Linked DNA regions of Mus musculus: region 1 is linked to region 2. The links are chromatin contacts, found by Hi-C or POLR2A ChIA-PET in ENCODE. All regions are on one chromosome and are shown on one strand. Each heading gives the region's core, a stretch centred on a gene start or an enhancer-like site at or near the end of the contact. The rest is flanking DNA. Distances are from core to core; before and after follow the strand shown. Region 1 holds the start of Cab39 (calcium binding protein 39). Region 2 has its middle 8.6 kb from the start of Mir8096.

Evidence for each region. A loop is a pair of places that touch in the nucleus more often than their neighbours do. ChIA-PET counts read pairs that join two places held with the same protein, here RNA polymerase II (POLR2A).
Region 1: a map of left cerebral cortex shows a loop between it and region 2 (4-fold over the local background). The contact joins the promoter of Cab39 here to the enhancer-like site in region 2. A Hi-C loop is called at or near these places in 8 of 37 maps with a recorded cell type or tissue (CH12.LX, CH12F3, T-helper 1 cell and 5 more). POLR2A ChIA-PET finds 5 or more read pairs at or near these places in 3 of 5 experiments (all embryonic stem cell).

Annotation. Positions count from the first base shown.
Region 1 is chr1:85,790,044-85,797,103 of GRCm38, forward strand. Cab39 (calcium binding protein 39) reads left to right here and starts at 3,398. Exons shown (of 9, transcript NM_133781.5): 1 at 3,398-3,778.
Region 2 is chr1:85,757,109-85,764,051 of GRCm38, forward strand. No RefSeq gene overlaps it. Among named protein-coding and RNA genes, the nearest start is that of Mir8096, 8.6 kb to the left of the region's middle. Within about 2 kb of position 1,668, at least 1 of the 3 ENCODE cell types and tissues checked has a DNase peak (open chromatin) inside an H3K27ac peak, as active enhancers do.

The sequences.
Region 1 (7,060 bases), core at 2,148-4,647, 35 kb after region 2:
GGACGACAGCTCTGTGGCACGGTGCTTGTCCAGCAGGGACAATGCTTTGGGTTTGGATTTCACCCTGAGCTCTGCACTGGGGGTGAGGGTGGGGGTGGAGTGACAAACAACAAAAACCAAACACTTGTGCACGCAGCATTCAATGACAAAGTTTCAATGTGTACCTACCCACCCTCCCAGAGCATCCATGCTGAAGTCCAGGCTCCTTAGCACTGGAGGACATAGGTTTTCAATGATTACAGCTTTGCTTATCTTTCCAATTTTATCTATTCCCTTCCTCCCTACCCCCAAGTCGCTTCACATACAGAAGTCCTTGCACATAGGCCGGTCCTCTAACTCACCATGCTTTTTGTGCTTCTTTCATGTTTCTCCTTAAACATGAACCCCATTATTCAACGTCCTAGGTCTCTTACAGGCTTCCTGCCTCCCTCTCCTGTAATTGCCCATTCGTGCCTGTGTCTTTCCTGGACGCTGAGGGGAGCTACCTATCAGCCAGTGCTTCGCTGCCATAATTCGAGGTCCTAGTTTACTCTCAAGAAGCACCTGCCAAATAAACAAATTTCTAATGAGATTTGGAGCAGGTTTGGTGAGTCTGAGGGTGTGGACTGGTGGGTGGATGGGAAGGGAGGCAAACAGGAGTGCTGGAGAGTTCAAACTTCAAGAGCAGAGCCATGGTGGAAACTGCAGTGTCCAGGGTGGGGCTAGCCTAGTGGCTGCTGACGTACAGTGGATGTGAAGGTCATTGGGATAGCACAGTAAAGGGACCGTATCCAATAGGGTGAGCTGCAATGATACAGCCAGGTGAATGAAGGCACTGGGTGGGGTGGGAGGGAAGCCATGAGTCAGGCTCCAAAGTCCTTTCCTAGAGGGTCTAATTAAGGGAGGGAAGTGCCTCCATCCGGTGGCCCAGCATCAGCAAGGAAGAGGAAGAGACGGCATGATGGGAGATTTACACAGGACCAGCACAGGCTCTAGGGAGACAATAACAGCAACAGCCCAGGCAAGCACAGAACCCAGTGTTCTGTGGCCACCACACAGGAAAACAAAGGCCCCCTGAGAATGTTTCAAAATGAAGATGCAGAACTTTCCAGAAAGTGGCATGGCCCGAGAAATAGTTTAGTAGAAACAGCTTTCCAGAGCCCTCCCGTCCCCAATAGAAGAATATGGAAAATAGCCCGATTCTGTAAGAGGCCATCAAAAGCTGTCTGGCATCTTCTCTCTGTAACTGTGGGTAGAAGGTAGGTGCAGCCTTTGGCCCTTTGCAAGGGAAATTTCACCAGTCTGGCTAGTTTCCCTAGAAGTGTTCAACATGTCCAAGATGAACTATGCTTGGTTGAATGGATTTTAAGTGTTAATATGCTAATGGTTTTGTTTGCTTGTTTCTTGACACCACATATCTGTCTGGTCACTGCATATCACCGAGAATGACCTTGAATTCTTCATTTTCCCCCCACCACTCCCAAGGGCTAGGGTTATAGGTGTGCACTACTACTATACCTGACTGACACATGCTTGAGCACACAGACACATACATATACGAACAAGATCACACAAATTAAAGGGGGTGGTGTGTTGAGACAAGATCTTGCCATGTGGCGCTAGAAACCTGGAACTCACTACTTAGATCAGGTTGGCTTCAAATTTACAGTCTTTGCTTTGCTAGAACTAGGATTATAGTGTAACAGGTTTCCAGACCTTAGCACAACAGATGCCATGATGAAAGTACCATTCAGGTCCTGAGACCCAGGATAGAGGCAGCAATACCTGCCAAAAACAAGAGAGAACAAAGACCTAATCCATCAAAGTCCATAGTTCCGGGAAAGTCCATAAAGGAACTAATCTTGCTTTTTGGCTTTTGTAGTTCTGCAACTAGACTGGATGACTGTTCTTGCTAACCGAGGTGTGACAAGCCAGGATATGGTTTTGTGTGTGTGTGTGTACTTAAAAAGGGGGGCGGGGAGAGCCATTGAGTTGTAAAATAAATAAATAAATAAACAAACAAACTCACCTGAGAAAGGCTCAGGACTATACTTGAACCCCAAACACCCAGAGTAGTCACTGGCTGGTAATAGAGACTTTCTATCGGCTTGAGCCCATGTCTGAGTGATCTTCTCTATTGTTATGGATACTTCATACGTGTTATCTTCTCTATCTCCCTCATCTTTGTCTCAGCTTTCTTTGTGTGCATACAAACTACCCACGACTGAATCCAGAATCTACCATAATTATAGTATAGCCTGAGCTATACCCCCGAGCCCTACTATAGGGTGTCAGCAACCCCCGTCTACTGTATTTGTGGAATTCCTCCGGCCCTTCACTCTGATCTTCATATCGCAGTAACAGTGATTACGACTTTTTTTTTTTGAGACAGGGTTTCTCTGTGTAGCCTTGGCTGTCCTGGAACTCACTGTGTAGACCAGGCTGGCCTCAAACTCAGAAATTCGCCTGCCTCTGATCACGACCTTTTTAAAACGCCAAAGCCTGGCCCTTTCCTGCTCCAAATCCTATGGATAGCTTGCTTCTCTCAAGTATTGAAGTTCTCACAGGAGGCTCACATCGCCTTGCTTCCTTCAGGAAACCACTTCCTTAGCACACTGTAGCTGTCCAAAATCCTGTCCCATTGTTAAGCATATAGCAAAGGAGCACACATGTAGCATTTTTGAGTTCCAGACTCTGTCATTAGATCTCTGTAATGCATTATTTTATTCCTCTGGGTGTGTGTTCATGGCACTTGTTTCTCTCTCTCTCTCTCTCTCTCTCTCTCTCTCTCTCTCTCTCTCTCTCTCTCTCTCTCTCTCTCTCTCTCTCTCTCTCTCTCTCTCTCTCTCTCTCTCTTTCTTTCTTTCTTTCTTCATGGAACTTGCTTCCCTATCTATCTATAGGCAGAGTTTTTCACACAGCCCGGGCTGACCTAAACCTGTGAAGTCTAGGATGACCTTGAACTCCTAATTCTCTTGAGTTCACCTCCCAGTGTTGGGATTACAGGCATGCACCACTAAAATCCACTTTGGAAAAAGTAGGATATGTACCCTTGTTGGATCTTGTTTCTTTGGAATATTTCATCACTTTTTTTCCCCTGTCAGGAGATGCCAAAGTGAAGTTACAGGTTCTGCCCAAGCATGAAAGAACCCATTTGAACAGTTTTGAGCCCTCCGCAGATGTAAAGTTTTAAGACTTGAGGAAGTGGACTGTGTTCCTCCAGGAACTAGCAAGTAAGGGGCGCATAGACGACGACTCCAGCTCCCCTTCTGCTTTTTCTCAGTGCCCCCAGCTCTTCAACTTGCCGGCGACTCAGGCGTCCCGAGTCCGCCCGGCCGTCCGGGGGCGCCCGAGTACGCAGAGGGCGTTGCGGCGCCGCCCGACGTCCCGCCTTCGGCGGCTGCGCAGTGCGCACGTCAAAGCCGGGCTCAGGCCGGAGCTGGGCGCGGGGCGCCAGGAGCCGCGCGGCCTGAGAGAGTCTGGGGCTTCAGTAGCCGCGCGAAGGCTGAGACAACCTCAGAGGCGAAGGCAGTGCGGGACCTCACGGCCACAGCCGCAGCCCTACCGAGCGCAGCACCGCGGCGGCCACAGCAGGAACCCCTGGGCCACCGTCCGCCCGCGCAGCCGCCGCCGCCGCCGCGGGAGCCCGTCGCCCGGAGCAGCTGCGGGCGGAGGACAACGGAGGGCCGGAGCGTCCGAGCCGCGCCGCGGGGACCGAGCGAGCAGCCCGAGGCGGCGGCGGCCGAGGACGGGGACGGAGACGAAGCAGAGAGGGAGCTCCCTGGCCCGGCCCAGCCCGGTGAGTGATCCCCCGGCCCGGCCCTGCTCGCGACGCGGACGCCCGCCGGCTTCCGCCCGACCCGCCTCCATTTTCCCGGGTGGCGGCGGCGGGAGCGGCCCGGAGCAGCCGGAGCTCCGGGCGCCGCCCTTGTCCTCGCCCGTACTAGGCTCCGGGGGCCTGCCGGCCGGGGCTACAACTAACCGGGGTAGAGCTGGCCCGGCCAGCTGTCACTCCCGCCGCTCCGGGGACTCCGAGCACCTAGCCCTGGGCTCCGCGTAGCCTCACTGTTAGCGGGACGCTGACACTATCTTTGTAGGGGACCTTTCAGGAAAATGCCTAACTGATTTCTGGCTAGGAATTGTGCGTTCGGCGCGTTCCCGGGTTCGGTTGGAGCAATCCAAAACGCCGACTGCGTGCCGGTGCCGGAGCGACTCCGAGGTGAACCCGGCCGGGAGGTGCCCTCCCCTGGGGAGCTTTAACGCGGTGATGTGAGAGATAAGACGAGTACACAAATAGCTAAGATACCAGGCAGGAGGGGGATAGATAAGTTCCGTTTAGGAACTACCAATTGCTAGAAAGGTGCTCCGGGGTGACTGGACCTGTCGATCGTTTCCGCCTTCCCACGAACCTGGGAGGCTTCCTGGGCGAGGCGGTGCTAAACCGGGTCTAGAAGACTCGATTGGATTCGGGAGAAGGGGGTTGCAGTGGAGAAGGGCGTGGAGGGGCAACAAAGCTGGAGGACAAAGGTACAAAGAGCATGCGAATGTTGCCAATTCCATCACCGGGTGCCGTGATAGGTGGGGTAGACTAAAGAGGCATTTGGAGTCAGATCTTTGAATGCTGTAGAGGAGCTGTTTGAACGACCTTCCACGGAAAACTTAGAACTCATTTTTCAGTGACTCATGAGGCCGGAAATGTATGCTAGGGCATATTAAAGGCGCTCTTGAGAAAGACAGGCGAGCAGAGAAGGCCACAGTCAGGACTTAGCATTGTTTCCTAAATATAATGCAGTTTGAGGTCGATTTTGACAGCTTCCGGGATATTTAAGTAAATCTATGTCCAAGCCAAGGAAAATACCTTTTGTAGAAAGTGTCACTAGATGCGTGCTTATCTGAAGTAATTAAAAGAGGTGCCTAAATTAACCTTCTCTACACACAAGGCATTTGCGTTGGTGAGTTCTCTAAAATTGCATCAGAACTTCTGGATCCCTGTGTTGGAATTGAACATTAAACTGTAGATTTATAAAAAAAAAAATAGTAATAAGAACTGAACTGTTAACAGTCTAGACAGACAGTTGGACACACACCATTTTTCTGGAAAAGTAAAAAATTTCTTGTTAATTTTTAGTTATGAAAATATTGGAGAGCCAGAAGTGAAAGTTTTTAAGCTCTATTTTACAGGTTTAAAAAAATTAGCAAGTAATTAGTAACTACTAAATGCTTACAATATATGATTTGTAAGAATTGCCTTAGAACTTACTATTGGTTTTGTAAGTGCTTATATGTACAAGGAAATCATACTTTTTTTCAGTCTTACATTTTTCTTTATCAAAGTAAGATCTAGCTGCTGCTGCTGCTGCTGCTGGTGGTGGTGGTGGTGAACGCTTTTAGCCTCTGCACTTTGGAGACGGAGGAGGGCCAGGCCAGGCCAGGCCAGCCGGCTAGATCACAGTAAGAGACTTTGTCTTTTTATTCTAATTTTTGTTTCTTAAAGTAAGACATACTCTTTGAAACATGGAAGCAGTAGTCCATCTCTCCTTTCTCCCCCACCCCATCCCCATCTTTTGAAACAGTGTAGCTCAGGTCTTCCAACCTGTCATCCTCCTGCATTGGGTTTCTAAGTGCTAGAATTACAAAATAGACTGGGAATTTTTTTTCTTTAAGTTTTCTTAATCTTATCACTTAGATTTTGTTTCTGTAAACATTTTTGCATATTTCCTTTCTGATCTTTTTCTGTGTATATTTTCCTAAAAATATATTAAGTACATTTATTTATATATTTGTTTATTTATTGGCATTTTGAAACAACCTCTTACTCTGGCCCAAGTTGTCCTGGAATTTGCTGTGGAGGCCAAGCTAGCTTTAAAATTCCAGATAGTTCTCCCGACTCAGCCTCCTAAGGGCTGGGCATGAACCAATAGAACCAGTCTGAAAGTTTTCTTAAATGTTTTATTAGGCTTTTACCTGTCAAGGTTGCATTGTTCCCTTAAGGCTTCTTGTTAGAAGTCTGTTTATTAGCTTCTCATCAAGGTTTGGTCCTGACTGCTGCTTATTGAATGTATTTTGGTTGGTAGAATACATTTATGTGATCGCCAGGAGTGGAGACGGGCACACAGACCTCTGCTATGTGAGCAGGAGTACTTTTAGTAGGCCACTGAGGGGCTGGAGAGGTTAAGAGTGTGACCTGCTCTTGCAGAGGACCTGAGTTCTGCTGTTGTTGGGTTCCCAGCATCCAGTTTGGTTCACAACTTCCTGTACAGCCCCGGCTCTATACACTCCTGTCCTCCACTGACACCTGAACTCATGTTCCCATACCCACATGTGTACACAATTTAAAAAGAAAATTAAAGAAGGACATGATAAAAAGAATATATTCATGGCCAATATAATCTGTTGTGGCCCCACCTACCCTTTGTTCTACTACTAAAAAATAGTCTATACTAGGGCTGACTACAGAGCTAATTACTTTTTGATCATGATATCAGAAGTCAGGCTAAATTTTTTTGTTGGTTGATTGGTTTGTTTGTTTGTTGTTTGTTTGTTTGTTTGTTTGTTTGAGATAGGGTTTCTCTGTGTAGTTCTGGCTATTCTGGAACTCATTTTGTAGACCAGGCTGGCCTCAAACTCAGAAATACTTGCCTCTGCTGGGCTTAAAGGCCAATACCACCCAACTTTGTTCCTGTAATTTTCTTTTTTTCCAAAACAGGGTTTCTCTGTAGCCCTGGCTGTCCTGGAACTCACTCTGTAGACTAGGCTGGACTTGAACTCAGAAATCCGCCTGCCTCTGCCTCCCAAGTGCTGGAATCAAAGGCGTGCGCCACCACTGCCCGGCTCTGTATTTTTGAGAAAAGGTCTGATTCAGTACCCTAGACTAGCCTGAACTTAACTTTGTAGCCTAGGCTGGCCTAGAATTTATGATAATCTTTCTGCCTTAGCCAGATTCTGGAATTACAGTTGTGTGCACCACATCCTGAAGACTTGAGTTTTCATACGATTACTATGAAATAGCTTAAAAAGTCCCATTGGGTTTGGCTTTACAGTTTGTCTTATGTGAATCTCTGTTGTATATTGCAAAAATATA
Region 2 (6,943 bases), core at 418-2,917:
TTAAAAGGTCCAGGTTCGGTTCCCAGCAACCACACAGTGGCTAATGCGCTCCTGTGGCCCTTGTTAGTACTGCACACACATGACGCACATACATACACATAGGCAAATCCTCATTCACATAATATAAATAAAAATAATAAAACACTGGGCGGTGGTGGCACACGCCTTTAATCCCAGCACTTGGGAGGCAGAGGCAGGTGGTCTCGTCACATTTGTGGTCAGGAATCTGAGAGCATTGGATCCTGGTGCTCCAATGGCTTTTTCCTTTCCCTCTTTTCAGTGCAAGACCCCAGTGTCCACATTCAAGGCTCCTCATCAAACCTGGCTAGGGATTCCTTACAGGCATGCCTCCTTGGAGGCTCCAGTCAGGTTCACTTATGAGGGTGAACCACCACTATATTGGTGTTAGTTATCTGGGGAGGAGGAGGGAAGGAGCACCTGAAACTGGAGGAGGGTGAAAAGACGTGGGGCCACTCTGAGTATTTATCTTGATCTGTCTCTGCCACTGTCACAGAACACTTGAGCCTGGGTCAATGTGTACTCATGATTGCCAGGCTAGAAATCTCAAGAGAATGTCCCTGGCACTGCCTTCTTCATTTCTGGCAAAGGCTTGGTGCTTCAACTCATGGTAGACAGTGAAAGGGCAAGTGGTCACACACGGACGAGGCTACACACCAAGGACACTGCTGCTTCACACCAAGTAGCTCTTGTGGTAACTGATCTTCTGAGAGAACTCCTTCCAGGGCTGTAATCCTCCTTGATGACCCAATCGTCTCCTGAAGGTTCCACTTTTGGGACCAAGCCTGAGTGTAAGTTTTCCTGGGGACAAACCATATCTAAACCACAGCAACAATTTGGGAGGTGGAACCAGGCCATGACTGTCTGATGTGGGGACAGATATTCCATATCCCCATTACTCATCCTCATGACTGCCAGCAACCCCGGGCAGGGACACCCCTTTCCCACCTACTCACAAGTACACACACGGGTGTTCCTCACCCACTCAAACCAGCTTCTGCATCTCAATGGTATCTGAGAGCTTCTAAGCAACTTGTAAGGCCCAGTGACAGAAAGAGCCTGGCAGATTTGGTGTTGGGCTCAAGCAGAACAGGTTTCAGGCAGAGTTGTGAAAGGTCTAGCCCAAGGAAAGTGGGTGAAGGCAAGCTTTGCGGTTAGCGCTTCCCACTGTCCCTGGAAGCTGAGCTTGCCCCTCATAGCATCTGCCCATCACACCTGAAAAAGAGAAAGAGGAAGTAGAAGACCGAGTGTCAGGAATGAGAGGGGAAGGGCAGAGGCTCTTCTTCCCTCTTGCGAGACACTGCAGGGCTGCCCCCCACCCCCTCCCCTCAGATGGAATCCCACATCCCTGCTGGGAGCTGCCTGCCCCCGCCAGCCAGTCCCGGGTAGCCTGCTCTGCCTGGGCAAAGCACACCGTGCCTGCATGAACTTGCTATTTCTGAAACCAGAGGAGGCAAAGGGAGTGTGGGGGAGTCTTCCACCCAGCCTGGGCCAGCTGGTTGGGCTAATTATAAAGTTTTCACAGCCCAAACAAAGCCCATTAAGCTCCTCTATTCTGGAAAATGCGTGCGGATCAGTGGGTACCTTCTTTCATGGCGTCCTCCACCTCGGTCCCCTCAAAGTGCTCCCTCTCTGTCTAATCTGTCTCCCTTTCACCTTCCTCTCTCCTCTAGCTGCCACCTCACAAAGATCCCTGGTTTGGAAGTCACAGTGAAGTCCTGTGTCCCTAGCCCTGGCACAGTGCTAGAACCAAAATAAGCCCCAGTGAGTCGCATGGAATGAATGAATGAGCACTTTAATACGCAGTGCGCCATGAAAATACTCCTGGAGGGTAAGGCTAAAGTTAGCAAGTACTGTAAGGTCAAAAGAGTCCAGGCTTTAAATCACCCAAGAAGTCTATCAATAGACTGACAGACTCTGAGTAAGTCTGGCCCCACCCCCACCCTTCTGAGGGGCCCCTGTCCGAGCTCTCTCTCTCTCTCTCTCTCTCTCTCTCTCTCTCTCTCTCTCTCTCTCTCTCTCTCTCTCTCTCCCTCTGTGTGTGTGTGCCTCAGATTCAGTACTACAAGTGTTTGCTCAGGCAGTCTTGAAGTTCATGCTTTATGTTCCCTAAAGAATCCACACCTAGAACTCTTCTTTTTAAACACTAATTTTTATTTTATCTTCCTTTTATTGAAAATAGATTCTTCTCTTAGATAATACATCCAGATGATGAGCACACCTCCCCCTACTTCTCAAAGTTCCTCCCTATCTCCCCCCCTTTCTGTTTCTCATTAGAAAAGAGCAGGCTTCTGAGAGATAATATTAACATATAATAAGATGAAGAAAGAACTACCCTATCCAAATTGGACAGAACCAACAGAAGAAAAAGAGCCGCCCAGGAGAAGGCCCAAGAATCAGAGATCTAGCCAGGCGTGGTGCTGAGATAGTGGTACTGTTATACAGAGAACCCTGTCATGATAAACCAGCAAGCAAGAGAGAGAGAGAGAGAGAGAGAGAGAGAAAGAGGGGAGGGGAGAGGAGAGGAGAGGAGAGGAGAGGAGAGGAGAGGAGAGGAGAGAAGAGAAGAGAAGAGAAGAGAAGAGAAGAGAAGAGAAGAGAAGAGAAGAGAAGAGAAGAGAAGAGAAGAGAAGAGAAGAGAAGAGAAGAAGAGAAGAAGAAGAGAATCAGAAACCCACTTGTTTCTACACCCCTAAGGTCTCTGTGAGTTCATATGAGCTTTGCTCTTGTTGGTGCAGAGGCCTTGCTTTCCTGGTGTCCTCCATCCCTCCTGGCTCTTACACTCTTTCTGTATCCTCTTCCATGGGGTTCCCTGACCACTGAGGGGAGGGAGTTGACAGAGATATCCCATTTCCAGCTGAGCATTCCAAGGCCTCTCACTCTCTAAATAAGGCCTGGCTCTGAGTCTCTGTGTTTGTTTCCATCTTCTGCAAAAGGAAGAAGCTTCTCTGATGATGGCTGAGCAAGGCACAGATTTATGAATATATATATATGATATGTACTTATAAATATATATGCATATTCATATATATTTATATTTTCATATATTTGAATATCATTAGGAGTCAATTTGTCACTACATTTTTGCTGTTCTTGTAGTTTTAGACCAGTGGCATTTGGTTTTTATTTTATCTTAGGTCCCTGGGATATCTAGCCTCTGGTCTTGGTCACTCCAAGTTTCAGGTATGGCTTCATCTCCTGGAGAGGACCTTAAGACAACTCAGACACTGGTTGGTCACTCCCACAAGCTTTGTGCCACCATTGCCCTAGCACATTTTGTAGACAGAACACTATTGTAGATCAAAGGGTTTGTAGCTGGCTTGGTGTTTACAATTCTCTTTTAGTGGCACGCAGAGTACCTTCCTATACCAAAGATGCTAGAAGGTCGGGGTGAAGGCTCTAAGTATGTGGGAAGCCACATGTGCCGTTGCAGAGTGGCGCTGACAACTGCTGGCCACCACGCATAAGTTTGGACAAACAACCAATGTGTACATATGCAGTAAAGTTTTTTGCAAAGACACTGCCTGGCCCGGGCATGATAATGAGGCTTTGAGAGTATAACCAATAAGACGTGAGACATGCAAATGAGGTATGATAATGAGGCTCTGTGAGGTACAGAGAGTAGCCAATCAGATGAGAAACATGCAAATGAGGCTTAGTGCATAACCAATCCGGGTGTGAGACATGCCTCTCCTAAGCCTATATAAGCAGCACCAGTTCTGGGCTCGGGGTCTCTTCGCCTCTGCAATCAAGCTCTCCCAATAAATGTGTGCAGACAGATCCTGTTGCAGCGTCATTCTTGCTGGTCGAGTCCAGCGCACTCAAGATATGTAGGCACCAGCTTGACTTCTCCATGTTCAAGAGTTGTATGGGTGCTGTCATCAGCAATGGAGCCTCGCTGTCAGTTTGTGGAAAGCAACCTGTACTCTTGATAACAACCTGGGTTGTTTTGGGCTTCCCATGAGACCCCTTTGACCAACAACTCAATTCGTAACTAAAGGTACTGGAAGCTTTGTTTGTTGACAAGAGATGGCCAGTTGGAAAGCTGTCTCCCCAATTGTTTGCTGATTTCACTTAGAAAGCTTTGTGTATATATTTTAGGAAGTTTCTGCTGTATTAGGCTTCCATGCTACCCCTCAAATGGCCCTGAATTTTAGCTGTCTCTCCATATCTTCTAGTTCCAGCCCTCCCCCATTCATCCACCCATAACTATCTATTCTGTATTCTTTTTATAACAAGAGGTATCTGTCCCCTCTAGTCCTTTACACTATACTTATGACCCTCCGTGGTTCTACAAATTATAGCTTAGATATCATTGACTTAGCAGCTAATATCCACATGTAATCAAATATCTACCATATTTGTCTTTCTGAGTCTGGGCTACCTTACTCAGGATTTTTTTTTTTTTTTACATATAGTTCCATCCATTTACCTGTAAATTTCATGATGTCTTTTTTTTTAAAGCTAAGTAGTGTTCCAGTGTGTAAAAGTACATTTTTAAAATCCATTCTTTGTTGAGTGACATCTAAGTTCTTTCCAATTATTATCAACAGAGAAGCAATGAACACAAGCAAGCAAGCGTCTTTGTGGTAGGATGAAGCATCTTTTGGGTATTTGCCCAAGAGCGGTATAGCTGGATCTTGAGGTAGAGCAATGCTCAGCTTCCTGGGGAAACGCCATGCTGATTTCCATAGTGGCTGTACCAGTTTGCACTCCCACCAGCAATGCATGAGCTGTCGCTTGTTCTGCTGATCTTAGCCATTCTGACACACATCAGCAGATCTTTAGAGACTTGACATTGACATCCTCCTTCAGGGACTGCCCCTCTGTTTCCATGTTGGCTGGGGCAGGGTAAAGCAGGGCCTCAGATAATCTAAAAATTAAAACCAGAGGCAGAGAGGGGATCCCCCAAGGTGGAAAATAGAAAATGGGGCTTTTATTAGGTGGCTGGAATGCTTCAGTGTTGGAAGAGCAAAAGAGTATGAAGAGCTATAAAACTGTACATGAAAAGATCTCTTTGGTCCATGCAAAAGAGGGAATGGGAGTACCCAGGCTAAAGCCCTGAAGGACCAACCAGAGCCAAGCGAGGTAGCACAAGCTTATGGGCTAGCAACTTGGGAAGTAGAGGCAGGAAGATCAGAAGCTTAAGGTTGTTTTCAGATACGTAGCAACTTGGAGCCAGCCTGGAGATCCCATCTTTAAAATAATAAACAAAACACCAGCATTAGTGATGGGGTACTCTTTGCTTTTCCTTTCCGGTTTAATCAATTTCCCTGCCTTCTTATTTGCAGAAGAAAAGAAAAAATGAAAACTAGGGTGTATCAAATGCTCCCTATTTTTGCTCAGTACCCTGTCCATCAGTGTTGGCTGTCTTCTCTCTCTAGCTGTATTTAAGGATTTCAAGAGTGAGCTGTAGACACTGGGACACGTCAGCGCCAAATATTCCGGCTGCCTCTCCTAAGAATCGTGCACTTCTACATAACCACAAAGCCACAGAGTCGGTGGTGGATATTTGAATTAAAAAAACAAAAAAACAAAACTTTCTAAGTAGTATTTCTTCTAAATAAAGACACTTTGCATGACTAAAAAAATAAAGGAGGGTCAGGGATTGGAGCTAAACCACACTAACCCAAACCCAGATCTTCTCTGAAAAACTTCTAAACTGGGTTCTCCTCGGAAGAAAACAAATGACTCTTCAGCTCTGCCTAGCATCTCCCAAGGAAGCTTCTAGAACAATTCATATTAAACAGCAAGCCCCCCAGGCACATACTTAGGCGTCCCACAATGGTGTTATGAGAGTTTTTCCATATGTGGGGGATCCTCACAAAGTAGGTGCTTACTAAATCCACATAAAAACTTAGCCTTTGTGGCAGCAGAAAAGTCCCAAAAATCTATGTCATCTGTGTCTGCTCGAGGCTAGCTCATCTTGAACAAACTCAAACTCAGCCTCAAAAAGATGGTGTTACTTAAGACAGGTCTTCTAGCCCCATCAAGGCCCTAACTCTAGCTGATCTGTGAAGGCTTCCCTGGCCTATCCTCCCAGTTTGCCTTCTGATACACATTTCTAGTTTATTTGTGCCTAGTGTATTAGTTCTTTTCTTGTTAAAATAACTAAGATATCAGAGGCTCAGTGTTGTATAAACAGAAGTTTGTGTAGCTTTAGAGTCCCAGAGCTTGCCTCTGAAAAGGATCATCTGGCTGTCCCATAACGCTGTAGGTGCCACCAGGGTGGGCCACCAGGGTGGGCAGAGAGCAGTCAGTGGCAAGGCAGGAAACAACCGGGCTTGAGGGGCTGGGCTTGCGCCTTACTGCAGTTCCATCCATGCAGGAGTGACCTAAACACCCACTACTGGCTTCCACCACTCCAGCATCACTACCAAGCACAGGCAAAACCACAAGACTAACCTATATCCAAACCACAGCAGCAATATCAGATCTCAGCTCCTGCTTGTCCACTGCTTTCCTCTGTGGGCTCCCCAACCGCAGCCTAAGCCCCGCCTCTTTTCATCCTGCCACGGAGCTTACAGAGTGTTGGTTGGTTCTAGACCGGGGCAATGACTGCAGCTTCTGCTGCTGTTGTTTCTCTCTCCTTCTCCTCCTTCCTCTTCTTTCTCCTCTTTCTGCTTGGTTTGGTTTGGTTTTTCCAGACAAGGTTTCTCTGTGTAGTCCTGGAACTCACTCTGTAGACCAGGCTGGCCTCGAACTCACAGAGATCTGCCTGCCTCTGCCTCCTGAGTACTGGGATTAAGAGCACCACCAGAGCCCACCCTGGCTTCAGTCTTCTGAAAGTCAGAATTACTCCAGAAGCCACTCTTGGAGTGGCAGGCACTGAGCTAAACACCTTTCAGACATAAACTAAACATAATCTTCATAAAAGATCATAATGCATATATGTATGGTCCCTAATTTACAGATAGAAGTGCTG